Linked DNA regions of Homo sapiens: region 2 is linked to region 1. The links are chromatin loops, found by intact Hi-C in ENCODE. Cell type or tissue: HepG2. All regions are shown on one strand. Each heading gives the region's core, and the rest is flanking DNA. Links, peaks and the distances in the headings are about the cores only.

Region 1 (10,804 bases), core at 2,918-7,917:
TGTGATCTTTATTTGTTCAATGTCCATTTACTTGTTGAACAGGTATTTTCTGAGTGCCTACTCTGTGTCAGAGATTATTGTAGGCATTGACAGTTTTCCACAGGGTGGCCACTGGCTGAGAAGGCAGCTTGGGAGCAAGGTCTGTATCTGCCTTTCCTACCATTGTATCCTCAGTCCCTGATGAGCTCAATGCCTGGTACACAGTAGGTGTTCCTTAAATGTTTGTTGAATGATAGGAGTAAGGGCTATTTTCATTTTTCACAAGAAGGTTCTCTTTAACAAAAAGTCTAATAACCTCCAGATCACCAAATCCGTGAGCTGTAATGTTTTTTGATTCTCTGTCAGCGATGGCTAGGAAGTGTGTATGTGTGTTTGTGTGTGTCCCAAAAGCAACTATGTCCCCAAAAAGTAACTGCTGATTTTCTGTGGCATAAATAAGGATCGCGACCCCAAGAGGGAAAGGAAAACAAAACCCCATGTATGTTGGTGTGTTTTGGCAGCTGGGGTATGCTGCAGGAAGAAGCCCAGTGTGGCCTAATTCCAACTGTCCCCATTTGTGAATACCCAGCCCATGAAGAAGCAAGAAGCACTGGTTTCCATTCCTGCTCTCTGCCAGTGGTGATATGACCTTGAGGAAGGCTCCTAGCCTCTAGGGGGCCATGTCCCCTCCTCCCTCAATCACAGGTTGCACCCGCCTGCCCCAGCCAATGGCCTTGAAGGTTAAGTTTGATGGCCCAGTCATGGAGGAATATTTTTTCTTTTGAATTATGTATGTATGTTTATAGGCATTAGGAATAAAACCGGGACATAAACCATATCAAAATCATGGCTTTATTGCTATTATTGCTAGAATGAGACTATATATATGATATGTATGATCTCATACATACACATATATACATACATACATATATATACAGGTTGAGTATCCCTAAGTGCTCCAAAGTTTGAAACCTTCTGTGTACCGACATGGCTCTCAAAGGAAATGCTTCAATGAGCATTGGAGCTCTTTGGAGCATTTCAGATTTTCAGATTAGACATACTCAACCTGTACATACATACATACACATATATGTCATATATGTGATTAAAAGTGAGGCTAATTTAAAGGCAAATGTTCAAAAAATATTTAAAAAAAGCATGGACATGACAAATGTAGTGCAGGTGGAAGGTGGCTGGCCAACATCTGAGGCACAGTGCTGTGGCGGTAGAGAAACATCCTAAGCTAGTCTTAGGACTTCCATAGCCACATGGTCACCCTACAGACAACTGAGGCACAGCTCCCAAAGTTAGGAAGAGTAGATTAGGAAGAGGGGTCGACTGGAAGTATTTTATCAGGAAGTCAGTGAAAGTTTCCATCTTGTATCTCTTTGTAGTGTTGTCCTCTTAGCAAGTCCACATTATTTGTTTGTTTTCTGAAAATGATCCTTAGTTTTCCTGTACTTCTGGAAATGATCCTGCAGTTCAAATTGCACCACGAAGAAAAGTTCCCAGATAGTGTCCCTAGGCCTGGCTGTTGGGCTAGTCTGGGAGCATGGGCACCTTTGTGTCTTTGGGATAATCCAGCAGTTGCAGTATTCAGGCCTCTTGCAGCTATGAGAAATTTAAGTGGGTGACTCTATAGCCAGTAAAATCTCTCCCACAAGTGGAGAAATAGGAAATAGGAAGGAGAGGTGATTAGGGGAGGAAGAGAAGCCTGCGGGGAGTCAGAGGGCTGAGCCTCAGGCTGAGCTCCAGGATACTTTCAGGTCTCCAGCCTCTGAGCCCCGTTGGTCCCCAGGGCTGCTCCATCTAGTCCCTTGGAGGATGAGGGTGAGCTCAGGTGGACTGAGGGCCAGGAGGGGGTGAAATGAGCACTTGGTGGGGAGTCCTTCCTAGTCTATGGACTCCAGGATGGCAGGGATTACAACAAACATGTGTCCCATTCATCTATCACCAGAGCCCAGCAACCCTTCCTTAATTTGTTCTACTGGTAGTTATTGCAGCCCCACCTGTGCCAGCTACTCAGCATGTAGAATGAGTAAGAGCCTCCTTGTCCCCAGGGAGCATGCAGTCTGATGGGAAAGGGTGGAGTCTCACCTCTTCTGGGGTTCCCTCCCTAGAAGAAGAAGGAAGTGTGGTTGGATGAGACCAGAAGTTCTCCTCCATTCTTAGTCTGTTGAGAAGGAGTAGCAAATTGTTGTTGGTAATCATCTGAGTACCAGAGCCTGTGAACGACTTGTGCCTTTTATACATTAGAGTGGGCTTAAAGTGACTGCATTTAGGCTGGACACAGTGGTTCACCCCTGTAATCCCAGCACTTTGGGAGGCTGAGGCAGGCAGATCACTTGAAGTTGGGAGTTTGAGACCAGCCTGGCCAACATGGTGAAACTCCGTCTCTACTAAAAATATAAAAATTAGCCAGATATGGTGGCACACACCTGTAATCCCAGCTACTCTGGAGGCTGAGGCAGGAGGATTGCTTGAACCTGGGAGGTGGAGGTTGCAGGGAGCCAAGATAACGCCACTACACTCCAGCCTGAGGGACAAAGCGAGACTCCGTCTCAAAAATAAATAAGTAAGTAAAGTAGAGTGGCTGCATTTATACCATCACTTTCCCTCTCTTGCCTTTCTAGGAACTTCCTGGAAAGGTCCACTGGGAAAGTCAGGAGGGCTGTTAGCTTGTGTACCTTGCGTTAGAACCCCAAAATTGCCTTGTCTCTTGTGGCTCTGTGAAGGGCCAGCCTGCCATCGTGCTCCAGTAATAACCGTGGGGATGGCATGTTATCAGCAGAGTTCACTTCTCTGCAAACATGTGTGGGGTTCATGAAGCCTGGGCCTGGGCCAGGACAAGTGGGCACGTGCAGGTCAGCAGGTAGAGGAGAGTCCGTTGGCACCTTCCCACCCCAGAGGATACTCTTCTGCCCACATCCCCACCAGAGCGATGAGGAGCCCCAGTTTAGCCCTGTGGCCCGTCCATGATCCAGGATCTCCATTAATTCCAGACTGATTCCCAGCTCCCCTTCCCTCAGGATTACAAGGGGCTCAGACATGCCTATTTGCTGTGTCATTTACATTTCTAAAGGGGACACAGGGCGTCTGACTGGTACAAAGCTCTGGACTCCAGCTTCCAGCCTTATACAAGGACGTTCCCTGGGAGGGTGCTCCTGCCCCTCCACATGTGGGCAGCAGGGATTCTGCATGAAGGCTGATAAAGTGTTGAGCTGGGTGGCTGTGGCTGCCTTCATGGTGGCCCCATTCGTCCTCCCTCCCGGCCAGTAAAGCCAGAAAGGGTGAAAAGAGCTCAGCCAGGAAACCTGAGGGCTGAGACGGCACAGCAAGTCATTTCTACTCCTTCTTTGGAGCCTTGGGAGCCATTTTACTTTCCTGCTCTTTATGCAGAAGTGGGGAGAATAGCTTCTCCACTGATCAAGAGAGAGAAGTGTGAAAATTGTTTGAAAGTCTAACGGGGTGCCCGCCCGACCGGTGCAGTCACAATGAAGGTCCCAACCACCTTATTTAAAATCTTACCACCACCCCACGTGCTCCTGGTGCATCTCATCTGTCTTCCCAGCTTGCACTCATCACCATCGCAGATGCCATTCAGTTTGCATCACCGTTCTCCACCCACTAGGATGTACGCCCCATGCAGGTGGAGAATTTATCTGTTACTTGCCCTGTTCAATCTCCAGACCTGGAACAGTCCCTGCAACACAGGAAGGGCTCAGGAGATATTTTTTGAATGAATCGAAGGAAGGACCAAACAAGTGAACAAAGGAAGGAAGGAAAGACAGAAGGAAGAACAATTTCTAGTACAGCCTGTGTTCTTTTGCGTTACGGTTGCAGTTGTGAGTGTGCTCTTCAGAAAGCGGTATTCTTGGTGTAGTGGGATCTGGTGTGGAGGCGAGGAAATGGGAGTCACTCTGCTGCCACTGGCCAGATGGTGACCAACAGCCTGCCCCTTGACCTCTCTGGGCTCCAGGTTCTCACCTGTGCATTGTGGGTAAGAATATCGGCCGCACAGGGAGGCAGTGGGGCAAGTGTGCACATGAGGCCCAGAGCACCTCCACGTTTCCCTTCTGGCACCCAGCCTAGGGCCTGGGAGCCAGAAGAGCTCTGGAACACCGGTGGCAGTCCTCATTTTTGCCTCCACCTTGCCAGCTCTGGGCAGGACGAGTCAGGGCCCCACAGCCCAAGGGGGCGGGGGGCGGGGAGGTGGGGGGGCGCTTTGAACTTGGAACCGAGGACCTTTATTGTGGATCCAGTAAATTAAGTTTCTCGTCAAGAACTTGAAGCGACACAGCAGCTTGCCGCTTTTGTCCCCCAGCAATTTGCATTCCGTGGTCTGTTATAATTTTCTAAACATTTGTTGGTCTTCACTGTCAGCCCCGTGTTCTCTCTGAAGTGTGAAGTGCTTCCACTCCATTTTTTGCCCTCAAAATTTTACTTTCTGTCTTTTCAGTCTTTGGGGAGCTGAGGGGATCTTGCAAGAAATCACATTGTTCCTGCCCCAGATTCCCGCTCCTCTCACTCATCATTGTGTTTCAAGTGTGTGTTTTCAGGGCAAGAACAGAAAGGCCTGTCACAGATCCAAATGGTGGGGTCTGCTTTCTCCGGGCACTGGTGCACCAGTTCCCCAGATCCACCTCCTCTGTGCAGGGAACTGGAGCCTGAGACTAAGGCGTCCAAACTCTGGAGCTGGGATGAAAGATGCCCACACTGTGAGAGCACCTCAGAACACCAAATCTTCCCTGCCTCCCCAACCCACAAAAAGATGAATCAGGGAAAACAAGACCCCAGTTCAAGACCCTACCTGCTGAACCTCACAGATGTTACCATGGAATTGCTGCCACCTGGTGGCAGTGTACTCTGATTCTAAGCAAGGACCCAAAGAAGATTGGGCCTTCTGGCTGTTGGACTTTCAAACAAAAATGTCCATATCGACATCAACACAGAGACATTATATACGGTTTTGAAAATATTGCAAAGTAGTGGCCCTCACTGAGGTGGGGGCCACTACTTGAGACTGAAAATCCCCCAAGGTTTCCTTTCAATGTATTTGTTCCTGAGTTAGTTTCATTGTTCCTAATACCAAGCACTGGAATGTAAAATCAGATCATCACACATGGCGCTTATCTTCAAGGAAATGACAGTCTCTTGACACAGACACATGATTAAGCCAATGACAACAGTGGTGCCGGGCGGTGCTGAGGTTGGAACTGACCTGACAGGTGTACTCCTTCCAGTCAGAGGGTAAATTCCTCTGTAATTAGAGATGCATCACTGATCTAACATCATGCACGCTTAAAGGTAGTGGATGTTTATTCTTTTCTTGTTTCATTCCTGGCTGTTTCAGCAGTGTCTTATGATCCACAGTCCTGGAGGTTGAAACGCTGCTTGGGTACTCATAAAACTACTGATGCTGGTTATCATTGATTGATTGCTGACTTTATGCCAGGTACTGTGCTTTAGAAACTTGTCTTTTAATTTATCCAATCAGCAAATAGTTGAAAATTATTATATTTTAGACATAGGAGCTAAATGCTATATATAGGTAAAATTCTTATGACCTATAAGATAGGACCTGAGGTCTTTTTACATCATCTTATAAGTCATGAGAATTTTAAAGCCTGTGTCTTAAAGGCTCTACCAATGAGAGGACTGAGGCTCTGAGGGGCTGAAGCTTGCACAGCCAGCAGCTGAACCCAGGTGAGTCTGACTTGGCTGTGTGAGGGATACGGTACTGAAACTGTGTCGTGTCTGATTTTCCTGACCTCTCTCTATCCCTGCCCAGTCCTGGGCTGGCATTCCGGCTCTGGAATCTCTGAGCATCCCAAACCTATGTGACAACTTTGCAAGAATCCTAGAATCTTAGCCTTGGGCAGCTTTAATCTCCATTCAGCGCAGGAATCTTCTCTGTGGTAACCTTGTCAGCCTCCAGTTGGCCCCTCTGAGAGGGAGGCCTGTTACCTCTACTTTGGGACAACGTTCTACTCACCTGGTTCCCAATGTTGAGACATTCATTCATTCTATAATTTGATTATTCTTTCTTCACTTATCTGCTTTAGTTTGTCAGTCCCCCACTTTGAGAGTATCTACCAAGGTTGAGCATACTAAGTTAAGTGCAGCCTGAACAACTGAGGCACAAGTCGGCCTCCTCCGAGTGAATAGAATAGAATCAAATCACCTCCAAGGTGGGCTTCTATCTCCTCTTGATCACCGCTGCTCCCTTTCTCACATGGCAGACCAAGGGAGCTTGTTAAAAGGGATCCTGGATCGTACAACCTTCTGGCATTGTTCTTTGAATGCATTTTCCTTTAATTATTTGAATGCATTTATATTATATATTTATAGTAGCTTCTTTAAAATCTTTTATACTACGTAGTTGAATTACTAGATGACCACCTTAACCTTGTGTAGGCTCAACTTTGTTTTCTTAGTGCAGGTCTGTAGAAATCTGGACTGTTCCCAAGCCCCTCTAACTCAATAGGACTTGATAGGATTCCAAGCTCTGCCTCCCCTATAAATCTCATCAGGGCTTGGCTTTAGACTTAATTAGGATGAGTGTAAAGTCGTTCTGACTCTAGAGCATGGGTCTCAACTGAGGAAGCTTTACCTCCCAGGAGACATTTGGTAATGTCTAGAAACATTTTTTGATGGTTACAATTAGGGGATGTTACCAGCATGTAGTGGGTAGAGCCCGGGGTACTGCTAAACATCTTACAATGCACAGGACAGCCCCCATGATAAAAAAAAAAAAAAAAAATCAGGTCCCAGATGTCTGTAGTGCTGAGGTTGAGATACCCTGCCCTAGGACATGGTTCTTGCTCCTATGGTGAGGTCTTTCTGTGTCTCAGCTGAGTGCCAAGCATGAAAACTTGGGGTTGACCAGATCTCTCCACTGTGGCAGGGTTGGGAGCCCCCATCCCCTTGCCTCCCTCCCCCTGCCATCAGCATCCAGACTCCAGGGTCTCTATTCTACTCATCTCTGTAGCAATGCTCTCTGGTGAGCCTTGAGCGGTCCCACCTAGCCAGCCCAGCCTCACAGAGAGCCTCCACATGGACTTCTGGGTCCCCTCTGTGCACAGCTCCCTTTCCAGCACTCCCACTGTGGATTCCAGCTGTTCCCACTGTCCTCACTCTGGCACTGCCTCCTCTGCCCAGGGAGACTGCATGCTATGCTCAGACTCAGCTCTCTGCATGGTGGTCAGGAAGTAGTGACCAAGCAGCAGGATGGGCAAACCCTCTCAGGGGTTCCCATCTCTCAGGATTGCAGTCTAGCCCTGCACATTGTCTACTACCTGAAAATAGTGGTTTCCGTTATTTTGTCTGCTTTAATAGTTGCTATGGCAGGAGGGCTGGGCTGATCCCTGTTACTCTGGTGTGACCAGAAGCAGAGATCGACTCCCTTGCTCACCACCCCATGGCTGCATCCTCTTGCTTCAGGATTCAAATCAAGACTGCTCCCCGTGGCCATGGTCAAGGAGCCCTCTGTGGCCTGGTCCCTGTCCCATACAGCCTTGGGCATTCCAGGATCAATTCTGTTGCAGGGCTCTGACTTCTGCCTGGATCACTCTCCCCTGAGATATTCCTGTGGCTGGCTCCCTGTCATCCTGCAGATCTCAGCTCCAAAGTCAGGTCACCTCTGACCACATGAGCTCAAACGTCCCTCACTAGGCTGGGTATGGTGGCTCATGCCTGTAATTCCAACACTTTGGGAGGCCAAGACATGTGGATCACTGAGGTCAGGAATTCCGGACCAGCCTGACCAATATGATGAAGCCCCATCTCTACTAAAAATACAAAAATTAGCCAGGCATGATGGCATGTGCCTGTAGTCCTAGCTACTGGGGAGGATGAAACCGGAGAATTGCTTAAACCAGGGAGGTGGAGGTTGCAGTGAGCCAAGATCATGCCACTGCATTCCAGCCTGGGCAACAAGAGCGAGACTCCATCTCAAAAAAAAAAAAAAAAAATCTCTCCCTAGACCCTATGACCTAACAAAGCCCTTGTTTTATTTTATTCACAGGGCTGATGGCTGTCTGAAGTAATCTCATGCTTATTTGTTGATGTGTTCATTGTTAATATCCCCATTAAGAAAGTGATCTCCATGTGAGCAAAGAATTTGTCTGTCTTATCCGCTGTGAACTTCTCAGCACCTGACACAGAGCCTGGTGCATGAGAGGCTCCCAGTCAGCACTGGATGAATGTATGGACAGATGGATGGATGGATGGGCAGACAGACGGATGGATGGATGGATGGATGGATGGAAGGAAGGATGCACAGATAGATGATAGATGGATGCATGAATGGGTAGATGGATGATAGGTGGACAGATGGATAGATGAATGATAAATGGATAATGAATGGGCAGATGGATAGATAGATGCATGGATGGATGATGAATGGATGGATGGTTAATGAATGGATGATGGATGATAAATGGATGATGGATGGATGGATGGATGGATGGATGGATGGATGGATGGTGGATGCCATATAGTGATTCAGATAAAGGAACATAGACAATCAGAGAAGAACAACATTATTTTCAGTCACATGTCCTGGAAAAGACTTTATGAAACACACAGTCTTTTCTTTTTTTTCTTTTTTGAGATGGAGTCTCACTCTGTCACCCAGGCTGGAGTACAATGGCCTGATCTCGGCTCACTGCAACCTCTGTCTCCCGGGTTCAAGTGATTCTCCTGCCTCAGCCTCCTGAGCAACTGGGATTACAGCTGTGCGCCTCCACATCTGGCTAATTTTTGTATTTTTAGTACAGACAGGGTTTCACCATGTTGGCCAGGCTTGTCTCAAACTCCTGACCTCAAGTGATCTGCCCGTCTCAGCCTAAAGTGCTGGGATTACAGGTGTGAGCTACCGTGCCCTGCTGAAACAGACAGTCTTTGATTTGATCTCTGCAGGATTAGGAAGAAAAGTCTTTTCAGAAAGAAGCAAAGATCAGAGGTGGAAAGTCTGCAGATATGCAGGAAATGGTCTGTAGTTCAGTGTAGCTACAGGATAGACTTTGTGATAGGGAATCATAAGAAATAAGATGAAGTCAGTAGACTGAAGCCTCTTCATTAAGAACCTTGACTGCAAAGCCAGAGAGTTCAGATTTCATTCATTGGTCTGGAGAGAGCTATTGAATGTTTTTGAACAAGAGATGACTGGCATGAAAAGAGCTGTAATTTCAGAAGATTACTCAGATAAGAGAGAGGCTCAGCAAAGCTCATCAATGAAGAGTATGAGTTTTCAGAGCAGCATGTGAATGCCTGCTCTTCATTCTCCACTGTGTGACGTTAGGCGGAAGGCTCACCCTCTCTGAGCCTCAGTTTCATCTCTCGTAAGCTTCTAGAGGAGAGAGCCTTATCCTTTACTCATCTCCTTCCTCCTTGCAGATTTGTTAAGGTTAGGTGAAAAAGCACATTATAGCTGTTTAGAAAGGGCAAGCGAATAGAATGAATTTGGAGAATACAGCCAGATTGGGGGAAAATGAGGCTGCTATCAAATGACCTTGAGTTTCGAGGAGTATGGCAAGGAAGAATCTGACTGAGGATGGAGAAGGCTTTGCAATGTCATGGGGGTCTGGCAGCTGTGATGTTACAGCCTATGGGCAGTTGTGGCTGGAGCTAGTGCCATCGTGTGAGTTTGTCTGGCTACCTCCAGAAGTTCAAGAGGATCAACACAGTAAGGAGACAGTGGAGTCACTTCAAAGAGATGTCAGCAAACATTCAAGGTGCACGTACTGTGTGCAAGGCCCAGCCACGCAGTGAGAGTACAGGGATGAAATGGTGGTGTTTTCACCCTTGAGAATTTTGCTGTCTCATAGAGGAGAGATGTTGCCACGGCAGGGGCTGGTGAGAACCTTGGAGAGTCATGAGCTGAGCTGTGCCAGCACAAAAGAGGAACAACCAAGTGCCTGTCTTCAGGTATTCTCAGGCTGTTTTGTTAGAATGCCCACCTTATGTTTATTCATCCACCAAATATTTGTTGAGTACCTACTGTATGCCAGGCATGATGCCAGGCTTTGCTTTTTAAATTAATCAGGAGAAATTTACCAAGTATCCATTCTTGCTAGATATTTCCTGGGCACTGTGGGAGTGGGGTGGAGGTTGGGTGGGGAGGATGAGTAAGACACATTTCCTGTTTTCTCAGACAGGAGTTTTTAAGTGGGGGAGGATCTTTAACCCCCCTCTCCAAAATTGCACATTAAATTTTGCAGATTAAGTATAGTTTTTTTAGATTAATAGATTTTTATTAATTTTAGCTGTTTTAAGTTTACAGAAAAATGGAGCAGAAGGTACAGAAAGCTCCCATATACACCCCACACCTCCTCCCAACACCCATTTCCCATATTAGGAACATCTTGCATTTGGGTGATACATTTGCTATAATCAAGGGGCCAATATTGATTTATTATTATTAATTAAATCCATAGTTGACATTGGAGTTCTCTCTTGGTGTTGTACCTCCTATGGGTTTGGAGGTACCTCCAAATGTGCAATGTTGTAGCTCCAGTGAATGTGTAATGTCACGCACCCACCACTGCAGTATCACACAGAGTAGTTTTCCTGCCCTAGATATCCCCTGTGCTCTGCCTGTTCAGCCCTCCCTTCCCCTGAACTGATCTTTTCCCAACCTCCATAGTGTTGACTTTTCCAGATTGTCACATAGTTGGAATCATACAGTTTGTAGCCTTTTCAGAGGAGCTTCTGTCTCTAAAACCTTATTACTACTGAAAGTGTCTCCAGGCCTAGCACCAGCCTTATTTGGGAGCTTGTCAGACATGCTGACTCCCTCAGGCCCCATCCCAAGCCTGCT
Region 2 (10,804 bases), core at 2,099-7,098, 72 kb before region 1:
CCCAATATATCCAAAATATCATTTCAATATGTAATCATTATTAAAATATTAATGAGACATTTTACATTCTTTTAAAAAATACCAAGTCTTCAAAATCTAGACTGTGTTTTATACAGCTCCATTAGGACCAGCCACATTTAAAGCACCTAGTAACCACATGTTCTAGGTACTTGATGCCCTCAAGCCCACCAGGCACTTTCCCATATCTGGTGCCTACACTGTTCCCTCTGCCTGGAATAGCCTTCTCTCCTTTCCCCACTCATAATTCAAGGGTTTAGTATTACATGTTACCTTGCCCCCAAAGTCTTATGCAATCCCCCAGAAGGAGGGTTTCCCTTTTTCCCTGTGTCCTCACAGAACCCCGTACCCATCTCTGTTTGAGTGCCTGCCATACCAGCTTATTATCTTTTTTTTTAAATTATTATACTTTAAGTTCTAGAGTACATGTGCACATTGTACAGGTTAGTTACATTTATTATCTTTTTAATGTCACTGAAAGGCCAAAACCATTTCTGAGCCACCAGCACATAGCACATTGCTTGGCACATGGTAGACACACAATAGTCATTGCTGGTTTTAGGGGCAACTGGGGGCTTGCTCTGAGATGAAGGTATTAGATTACCAGGAAAATTTCTTTTAAAGTTCCCCCATTATTGTGTGTGTGTCTGTGTGTGTGTGTGTGTGTGTGTGTGTGTGTGTGTGTGTGTGTGTGTGATGGGTCACAATAAAGAAAGTGGTAGAAAATATTGCTTAGGGTATTATTGTTTCCAGAGAGACTCTGAACCAAGCAGTTATGATTTGGGGCTGTATGTAGCTTTAACAGTTGTTCGGTTCTTAGTTTACGATCCTCTCTAAGAAATGTTTGGGCCTTGATATACAGCTACAAGGCACTGTACATCTGAAGCTGATGGGCTTATAATCATCAAGAAATACATGATTAATTTCACAAGGGTGGCAGGGCAGTTTACCAGCTGAATGACCTAAGGGCAGTTTTGACCTATAATATGGGGCTCAGGGTCCCCCTGTTGCACAACTCCAGGGGGCACTGCAGAGTGACCATGTGAATGGTGTCCCTGGAGCTGAGCATGCACAGCCTGTGTGGCTGGATGCAATGGTCCTGAAAGCCTACCTGTAGGTGAACATCTATGACAGACCACTGACTTTAGACATCTGAGCCAGGATATCAAGGAGATTAAACAGAGGGAAGCTCAGAACAGAGGGAACTGTGTGCATTCACACACACAGATGCTGCCCACATCCAGAAGAACTGTAGCACAAAGGCCAAGTATAAACTCAGTGTTTTGGAACTTGGAAAGCATTCTCTCACAGAAACAGGGCCCACATAGGGGCTTTTCTTCCCAGGTTAGCATCCAGGACACAAAGATTATTTTTAAAAACAAAATAAAAATATTTCACAATATTGCCCAGGCTTGTCTCTAACTCCTGGGCTCAAGCAATCCTCCCACCTTAGCCTCCCAAAGTGCTGAAATTACAGGCATGAGCCACCACCGTGCCCAGCCCAATGATAAAGTTTTAAGCTGACATTCTTGGGCTTTTCCCCTCAGATAAAAAAAAGGACATGAACTTCCCCTTTGTTCCATCTATTTTCTACTTAAATCAATTAGGGAAGACAAACTTCATGTGGGTGAAACCTCTTCTGGCTAGAAGAGGACTGAAGTGGGACCCTCTAGGATGTAGAGTATAAGTCAGAGAACTGGGCTTGAATTCTGGCTCCACTGTGTGATTTTGGACAAGTTGCTCAACCTAAGCTTCAGTCTCTTTATCTGTAAAGATATTACCACCCCTACCCCATAATGCTGTGCAGCATAATAGAGACAGGGTACATGAGGGCCTAAGCACAGGCTGTGCTAAGTGTATCAGTCAGCTGTACTGCGTAACAATCTCGAAATCTCAGTGGCAAATAACAATGAGCATTTATCTCTCATTCCTGTGATTGTAGGTTGGCTGAGGCAGCTCTACTTCAGGCTATGGATCTGAAGTTTTGGCTAAGTCATCTCTGCTCCATTATCTCCTTTTGGGGCCCAGTCTGGAGAGGCAGCAGCTAAGTGAAGAGTGTTCTTCCCACAGTAATGTAGGCAGATAAGGGGGCAAGCCCAACTATGCAAGCACATTTCAAACCTCTGCTTGGCCAAAGTGAGTCATATGGCTGAGCCCAAAGTCAAGGTCTGGAGAAGCAAAGTCTGTCGACCATGGGCCACAGCAGGAGTGAGGATGTAGAATATGATTATGAGGGAGTGAGAAGTTGGGAACAATAATTCGCTACTACAAATAGAAATAGTATACAAATAGAATTATCACCTGTTCATGTTCACTCATCCAAATATTTCAGTGGAACAAAATGGGCAGTTCTTATAGTATTTTATTCTTTCAAAGAAATGTCTTAGGCATTGTGGCAGAAGATGAGTATATGGTGTAAAAATTTAGGAGATTGCCAATGGGTAAAGGAAAGGACATGTTACCAGGAGAGGTCGCCCCATCCTTCCATCTTGATTCTGGCCCTAACAGTAAAAAGATCATGTCCCGAATCAGCACTGAGGGCATCAAAGGAAGAAATGTTTCTACAGTTACCTGGCCAGGGTAGCTCCTAAATCTGGGTATGTAAAGGTTGCAAAATGATGCTTCATCTTGGGCATTACTGTCATCAAGGAGCCCTGAGAGTTGAGAGGGTAGAGAAATCATTTTAGAATTCATCCAGAAGGTAAGCATTAACCCGGGCTTAAGAGGATGGGTTATATCTGATAAGCAGAGAGGAGCTTTCAGAAAGGGGAAGGGCATGAGCAGAAGCCAATACTTGGTGGCTCAAAGCAGCAGACATTTATTATTGTAGCTTGTAAGTCATGAGGCTGGAGGTTGGCTGATGTGGGTTGGGTTTGCTCATACGTCTTTGAGTCTGGTGAGGCCTCTGCATTAGTCTGGGATTTCCTGGGGGCATCTCAGCTGGGGCCATTCTACTCTGTGTGTATCTAGTTTTCCTCTTGGACCCGCAGACTGACCTGGGGACATCCTTCTGTGGTCATGGCAGAAGTCGAAGAACACAAGGCTTGGGATTGACACATATCAGTGTATCAATTCTGCCTCATTCTACTGGCCAAAGCAAGTCATATGGCTGAACTTGTGTATTGCCGGGGGCGCTGCAAAGTTACATGGCAGATGGCATGCATATAGGGAAGGGTGAAGAATTGGGATCATACGTGCAAACCTACTAGAAAAAGTCTGGTGGTAGTAACAAGATAAGGGTTTTACAGAACATTACAATTGCAGACTCTCATGATTCAGAAATCCCATATCAGACTCTAGTGACTGGGAAGTCCCCTCATGGTATCCCTGCCTTAGGCTATGACAGCCCAGCTTCTAAGTCTACCTCTCCCGTGTGGCTCACCATGCCTGGGGCAGATTATTCTGTCACTGAATGACTTGTAGGAAGTTCTTCCTGGCATCTAACTCCTTCCTGCTTCCTCTCCAATTCTGGTTCGCCATGTAGGCTTTTGGTTTAGCAGCCATCTACACATCTGAAGACAGTCCACTGACCCAGTGGTTCTGGTTTATCACACCCTAAGTGAGACAACTGTGGGTGCATTGGCACAAAGTGGAGGGAGACTTTTACCCTCTCGATGGGCTGCTGTAGCTCTACTAACCCAGGAGATGTTCTTGACATCTTCCCTCCCCTCACCCTCATATCCAGACCTAGTCAAGTCCTGTGAGTTTAGCCTTCAGTATCACTCTCCTTTCTCCAGTCTAAGCTGCCATCACCTCTTGCTTGGACCAGTGCGGTAGCTCCTTCACCGCCCCCCGACCACCACCCCACCCTATAATCTACTTTTCACACTGCGGCAGAAGTCACCTTTCTACAATGTGAATGTGCTCTCATGGCACCCACTGCTAAAAATGCTTCACCTTCAAGCGCATCTTGTTCCACACCATGCTCTCCAGCCTTCACACTGGCGAGCATCCTCCAGAACCCCAGACCCTCCTTGTCCAGTTCACTGTTCTTCTCCCTTCAGGCTCCTGCTCATCTGTCACTTGCTCAGGGACCTCTCCTTTTTCTCCTTGCCAAGGCCAGATTGCTGGGTTACAAGCTCTATAGCAATGCAGCCCTTTCCCTTGTACGTCGCCCAGCACCTCTAACTTTCATTTCTGTGATGGCTTGGTTAACTTCTACCTCTGCCGCCATCCTGCAATGGGGCTTGCACACTGGCTGGGGTGCATAGGGCTGATCTGTGGCACTTGCAAATTCCCACAGTGTAAATACAACCACCGTGGAAGATTTCAAGACACCAACAATGGCGCCATGCAAAATCCCTGAAAACGCAATAATCAGCTGTCATGAGCTAGTCTGAGCCAGCTCTAGCATACCATTGAGGTGGGCCTTATACTTGGTATTGCTCCCTAGTGACTGATATTGCATCTGGAAAATAATTAAAGAGCCAAAGCAAGGCCGGGCATGGTAGATCACGCCTGTAATTCCAGCACTTTGGGAGGCCAAGGCAGGCAGATCACTTGAGGTCAGGAGTTTGAGACCAGCCTGGCCAACATGGTAAAACCCCATCTTTACTGAAAATCCAAAAAAAAAAAAAAAAAAAAAAAAAAAAAAAAAAAAAAAAAAAAAAGAACCAAAGCATTTGGTGAATGAATGAATGAATGAGCAATGCTGAAGTTTAAATGAGCCTCAGGACAGCAGCTGCTGTTTCCAGAAGATGGAAGACATTGAGTGCTTGCCCCAAGAAAGGAATAAGGGAGTTATGACATTTCTGTCCCCTGAAGACTGCTTATAACAAACATGTCTATATCAGGCACAAATCCAAGTGCTTTACAAATACTAACCCACTTAATCCTCATGACAACTAAAAGGTAGATACTACTACTACCCTGATTTTACAGATAAGGAAATGAAAACTCAGAGACATGAAGTCATTTTCCAAGGTCATTTGGAGTTGGCTTTGAAACCAGGCAGTGTGACTGCAGAACCAACATTCTTACCCACTGTGCTCTGTTGCATCAGGGCCAGCCCTGGGGATAAGATGTGTGTCCCATTTGTGTCCCAATCCCTGTATATCGACCCCACAGACAGTGTGTGCTCTTCAGCCCACTGTCCCTCAACAAAGAAATGATGAAGTGGCAAAGGTCTAGAGATGAGGTCCTGCAATGATGAAGTGGATGTGGGCTCTTCTGGATAAGGACAGAGTAAAAAGATCAAGGCTTTTTAAGGGCCATAAAATAACCAAGGAGATGGACTTTAAATATTTACTTACTAAATTCAAATAGGAAATTGACCTGGCTAACTTTTACAAAGGGAACCATTCAAACCTGAGAGGTGAGTTTGCAACATCAGTATTTGTACAACGTTCTTCCCTGAGTGTGATCTCATTTTGCCTTGATGACCACCCTGGAACATGGGAATAATTGTGCTCATTTGAGTGAAACGAGGACACCAGAGCTTAGAGATTGGGCGATGTATCCAACACCACAGAACCATCCATCAGCAGAACTGGGCCTGGGTCCCAGACCAGATGATGGCCAGCTTCAGCCCTCTCATGCTGGTTCAGTGTTACTTCCCAAGCAGGTCTGGTAGAATCACAGCTGCTCAGAGGAAGTCAATTCCTGGAGCTAATTATGCTGAGCACCAGCACAAAGCGAAAATGTAATTAGTTTCAAAGGAGCTTTGCACAGATTCTGGAGTGACAGCCTAATATTGCAATAGTAAGATTCAGGAATATGTCTAACTTTTTTTTTTTTTTTGAGACGGAGTCTCGCTCTGTAGCCCAGGCTGGAGTGCAGTGGCATGATCTCGGCTCACTGCAAGCTCTGCCTCCTGGGTTCACGCCATTCTCCTGCCTCAGCCTCCCAAGTAGCTGGGACTACAGGTGCCTGCCACCACGCCCAGCTAATTTTTTATATTTTTAGTAGAGATGGGGTTTCACCGTGTTAGCCAGGATGGTCTTGATCTCCTGACCTCGTGATCCGCCTGCCTTGGCCTCCCAAAGTGCTGGGATTACAGGCGTGAGCCACCATGCCTGGCCAGGAATATGTCTAACTTTTGATGTACTTGTTCGTTTAACAAATAGACTCCTAGCTACTTATGTGCCTACTCTGTGTAAGATCATTGAGGTCAAAGAAAAATTCCTTCCTTTATTGCCCATTCTATACACAGCATTGAGGATCATCAAAAAGAAAATAAAAATAACGAAGTCTTAGTGTGGGAGAAAAATGGCATTCAAAAATGGTAGAAGGAAAGGCTGGGACAATTTGATTGAGGGGGAATTTTGAATATTAGGGCCAGGAATTTGGTTTTATCCTGTAGGAAAAGGAAGTCCAATGAAGGTTTTTTTGTTTGTTTTTGCAGTCAAGGTCTTGTGCCATAGTCCAGATTGGAATGCAGTGACATGATCATGGCTCACTGCAGCTTAGAACTCCTGGGGGAGTTCAAGCTTATACCATCCTCCTGCCTCAGCCTCCTGAGTAGTTGGGACTGTAGGTGTGCACTACCACGTCTGGCTAAGTATTTTTTTTTTTTTAATTTTAAAGATAGGGTCTTGCTATGTTGGCCTCCCATTAGGGCTTTTAAGCAAGGGAATGAACTAACCATCCTCCTCCTCCTCACAATAAAAACAATAGCTACTGGCCAGGTTGTTGGCCTCCCATTAGGGCTTTTAAGCAAGGGAATGAACTAACCATCCTCCTCCTCCTCACAATAAAAACAATAGCTACTGGCCAGGTGTGGTGGCTCACGCTTGTAATCCTAGCACTTTGGGAAGCTGAGGCGGGCAGATCACCTGAGGTCAGGAGTTCAAGACCAGCCTGGCCAACATGGTGAAACCCCATCTCTACTAAAAATACAAAAATTAGCTGGGTGTGGTGGTGGGCACCTGTAATCCCAGCTACTCGGGAGGCTGAGGCTGGAGAATCGCTTGAACCTGGGAGGTGGAGGTTGCAGTGAGCCAAGATTGTGCCATTGCACCTCCAGCCTGGGTGACAGAGTGAGACTCCATCTTTTAAAAAATAATAATAAACAACAATAATAGCTACTGTTCACAGAGCTCCTACTGAGGCTTTTAACCCACACACCCACCCTGTGAGGTCAGAACTCATGTGAAGCCCACTTAACAGGTGAGAAGCATGAGGCAAAGAGGTAACAGAGCACCTAAGGGGCAGAGCTTGAATGCAAAGCCACATCCATCTGAATTCAGTATAGTCTCACCCTGAACACCGCAGGATCTTTGCTTTTAAACATAACCTAGGCAGCACATGGGGACAGAGGTTTGGGAGGCACCCACATTTAGTTCAGTGGTTCAAGATATGAGAAAGGCTGAATTTAAGGAGAGAGAAAGGAGAACCAGAGAAGCAGGGAGAGAAATGGTAGCTGCGCCAGGCAATGCCAAGAAAACCACACCAGTGGGAATTTTAAGAAGCAAAGGAGGGAGCAATGGTGCAGAAAGTTACCTAGAGGCCAGGCAGGATAGGGATGGAAAAGGAACCGTAGAATTTGCCAAATTGAGAGGGCGTCCGGGACTTCACAGCATTTTCAGAGGAGTGGTGGGGGTGGGTGCCAGATTGCTGTGGGCCAAGGAACGTGTGGGAGGTAAAGACAGGGCTGGCAGCCTGTCAACTTACTCTTTCAAGAAATATGATAGTGGGGGGAGGGGAAACGGGAAGATGGTGGAAGGAAGGGCTTTCTGGGGAGATGGAGGTTGGGAGCGACTTGAGCAGTTGTGAGCCAGAATGAAAGGAGAAGCGGAAGGCAGGAGTTTGAAGGCTTCAAAGCAAGGAGCCTGTCCCTAAGAGAGCTCCAGAGGGAGCTCCGAGGGACAGATGGAGAGTAGGGTTGGTGGGGGCTCAATGTGGCTGGACTTTTCCAGGCCTGTGCAATGGAAGAGGTGGAAGTGTTCATCTCTGTGGCCCCCAGCAGCTTAATAGTCTTTCCTTCTTCCCCTTTTCCTCTTCCTACCTTCCTCCCTTCCTCTCTAGCCACAAACATTTATTGAGCACATACTATGCACCAAGTCTTGTGCTAGGTTATGTTGCTATTATAATGAACAGGACAGTGTATATCATCCTTACAACTAAGTGAGGAGACAAATATTATACAAGAAGATGGACAAATGTGTGTAGGTCTACATATTGTATAATACTAACAATGGGTAATGTTCATTGGGCACTTTCAAGGTATCAAGACCTTTATAAGCATTTCTTAATAACCTTTTACCTAAAAATCCATCCCCTACATTAAAACTTACAAGATACTACTGATATTACCTTTTGCAGATCAGGAAACTGAGGCACAGAGGGATCAGATGACTGGCCAAAATCACACAACTTAGATTCACCTGTTTCCAGACGCAAGCACTTAACTGCCACACGGTCCTGACTATGTTGAGAGCTGCGGACACCAGTATGAACAAGACCTGCAGAGTGTCTAGGGCTGGGAAGAAGCCACGAATTCATTTACTGCCTTTTCCTCAAGGTGTGGTCCCTGGACCAGACATATCAGCGTCCCTGGGGAGGTAGTCAGACACGCAGGCTCTTCAGCCTACTGCGACCTACTAGACCGTGATGTGTAGTTTAAACAAGACCCGCAGGTGTCTGGTGTGTAGTTCAAGTTGGAGAAGTCTGGTCTAGAGCCCATTCCTCTTATTAGAAACAGGAAACCGAGGCCCAAGCATTTGAAGGTTATGGACGGTGGTAGAACTTTGGGGTTTGGTGAGTGGAGCCGGCCTAGGCCGGAATGGGCGCTTCCACTCTTGGCCCAGCAGGCCAGTGGGCAGGGCCGCGGGAAGGACGGGCGCTGCAGGGGCTCCGCGCGCTCAAGGTGCTCGCGGGCTCCCGGGCCCAGCCGGGCTGAGGTGGCGTGGGCGCCCTGCGGGCCGGGCCTCCGCGGCGCGTCCCAGTCCCAGTCTCCGCGCTGGTCTGGCCCGGTCCCTCAGCTCCACCCCCTGCCTCCCCCTCCCGCCCGCTCGCGCCTCCTGAAAAGCCAGCTCGCCCGGGGCGGCGGCGCAGAGCCGGGCCGGCGCACGAGGCAGCCAGCGCGGCCATGACGGCGGAGAAGGCGCTGCCCCTGGGCAATGGGAAGGCTGCTGAGGAGGCGCGGGAGTCCGAGGCGCCGGGTGGCGGCTGCAGCAGCGGGGGCGCGGCGCCCGCGCGCCACCCGCGCGTCAAGCGCGACAAGGCGGTCCACGAGCGCGGCCACTGGAACAACAAGGTGGAGTTCGTGCTGAGCGTGGCCGGGGAGATCATTGGGCTGGGCAACGTGTGGCGCTTCCCCTACCTGTGCTACAAGAACGGAGGAGGTGAGGTGATAGTGAGGAGAAGGGGAGGGGGCGCCAACCGCCCGGTGGGGGCGGGGAGCCAGGGGCGAGCGCGAGACCCCCTCCCGCGCCTGCGTGGAGCGGAACCCGAGCGGAGAACCTCGACTCCAGGCACCTCGCGTGTGAGCTCGCCCCGGAGCGCGGCCCACCTGTGCCAGTGCGCACGCGCACGTGCCAATTCGCACCTGAGGGTTCCACCTGCCAGCGCGGGGACTTGCCCGCGTTCTGTCCCCAGCATGAGATGCAGACCGAGGCCAGGGAGCCCTTGCTTTGGGTAGGCGCCCTGGTGTTTCGGGCACTTGGCCCCTTGGAGCCTCAGCTTTCCTAACTGGGAAAACGGCCTGTGGGGAAGGGACTCCTGATGATCAAAGTGGTCTCAGTTTTTGCGCGCTTACTGAAGTGCCGAGCACCTTTGACCATATCATCTCATCTCATCCTCTCAGTCACTTTCGTAGGCAGGGGTCTACCCATTTTGCAGGTGAGGACACTGAGGGTCAGAGAAGTCTCACTCGACCAAAAATAAAGATGAGATTCTGATGTCAAAGGCCCTATTTTAAACTGGGACTGGACTCACAACAGGGAGAACTTTTAGGCGAGGCATTGCTCTATGGTTTCCTGCCTAGTCTTTCGTCTGCTCTTAAGCCCATTTCTAGGGCCAATATTTGGGGCCCCTCTGGTGGAAGAATTGACAACGAACAGTTTATTTTACGGGTCTGAGAGTCACCCACGACAAACAGCAATACTGGTTTAATGTTGATGCTCTGCATAGAGATGTAGAAGGGGAGAGGGAAAGGACAGTGATGAGAGAGTCCTTTCTGGTGACAGCCTCTCAAAGTCAGTTTGGCAAAAGATGCAGCAGCGAATCCGTAACTCTCCCAGCTCAGGGAAGGGGCTCCAGCCTTCAGGACCCCCTCCTGTCATATCGGCAGGACAGCTGGGCGGGTCCATGGCAAGGGATCTTATAAAACCTCCTTCGGTGGCACAATTTCTCGAAGGAAGAGCCTGTATCTGTATATTCTCTCTTCTCTTTGCTGTGCCCCTGCCCCTCCAGCAAATTCCCAAACCCCAGCGAAGGTGGCTCAGAAGTTGGCTGGCAGGGACCGGGCTATGAGTCTGTGCAGAGCAGGACTTCCTGTGCGAGCAGCTGCCGGGAGAGGGAGAAGGGTACTGCTTGGCCCAGGCCCTTTCTTTGGGGACATTCATCCTGAAGGCACAGGCTGCTCCAAGCCTGCTCTGCACTGGTAATGAAGTGGCCGCTGGTGTTGGCGGCTTGGCAAGGGAGAGAGAGGGAGTGGACTTGGAGACCCCCAACGTGCCCTGTGCTCTCGGCTGTGAATCCTGCCTCTCTGCAGATACAGCGTTTGTAAGCTGCGTCCACTTGGAAACCTGTGCACACCTAGGGTAGTCCCCAGGCACAAATTGTTTTAACATCTTTTTTTTCCATACAGGAAATTGTTGTGCCAAAACAAAAAGCATTCATAAAA

The links. Hi-C counts contacts between places; a loop is a spot of excess contacts. Peaks named below come from ENCODE experiments on the same cell type or tissue, not always from the same donor. Only the 100,000 strongest peaks of a DNase experiment are listed, where the experiment ranks them.
Region 2: it touches region 1 in a loop (8-fold over the local background); 3 of 110 quality-filtered maps call a loop at or near these places.

Annotation. Positions count from the first base shown.
Region 1 is chr3:10,878,871-10,889,674 of GRCh38, forward strand. The region is part of intron 6 of SLC6A11 (solute carrier family 6 member 11); the gene reads left to right. Among named protein-coding and RNA genes, the nearest start is that of SLC6A11, 68 kb to the left of the region's middle. In HepG2, for the core only: a CTCF peak has its summit at 4,826 (motif pointing left); a DNase peak (open chromatin) is centred at 4,841.
Region 2 is chr3:10,807,220-10,818,023 of GRCh38, forward strand. It overlaps SLC6A11 (solute carrier family 6 member 11), which reads left to right and starts at 9,009. Exons shown (of 14, transcript NM_014229.3): 1 at 9,009-9,302. The coding sequence starts at 9,047. In HepG2, for the core only: no CTCF peak of the experiment used is centred there; DNase peaks (open chromatin) are centred at 5,172 and 6,392.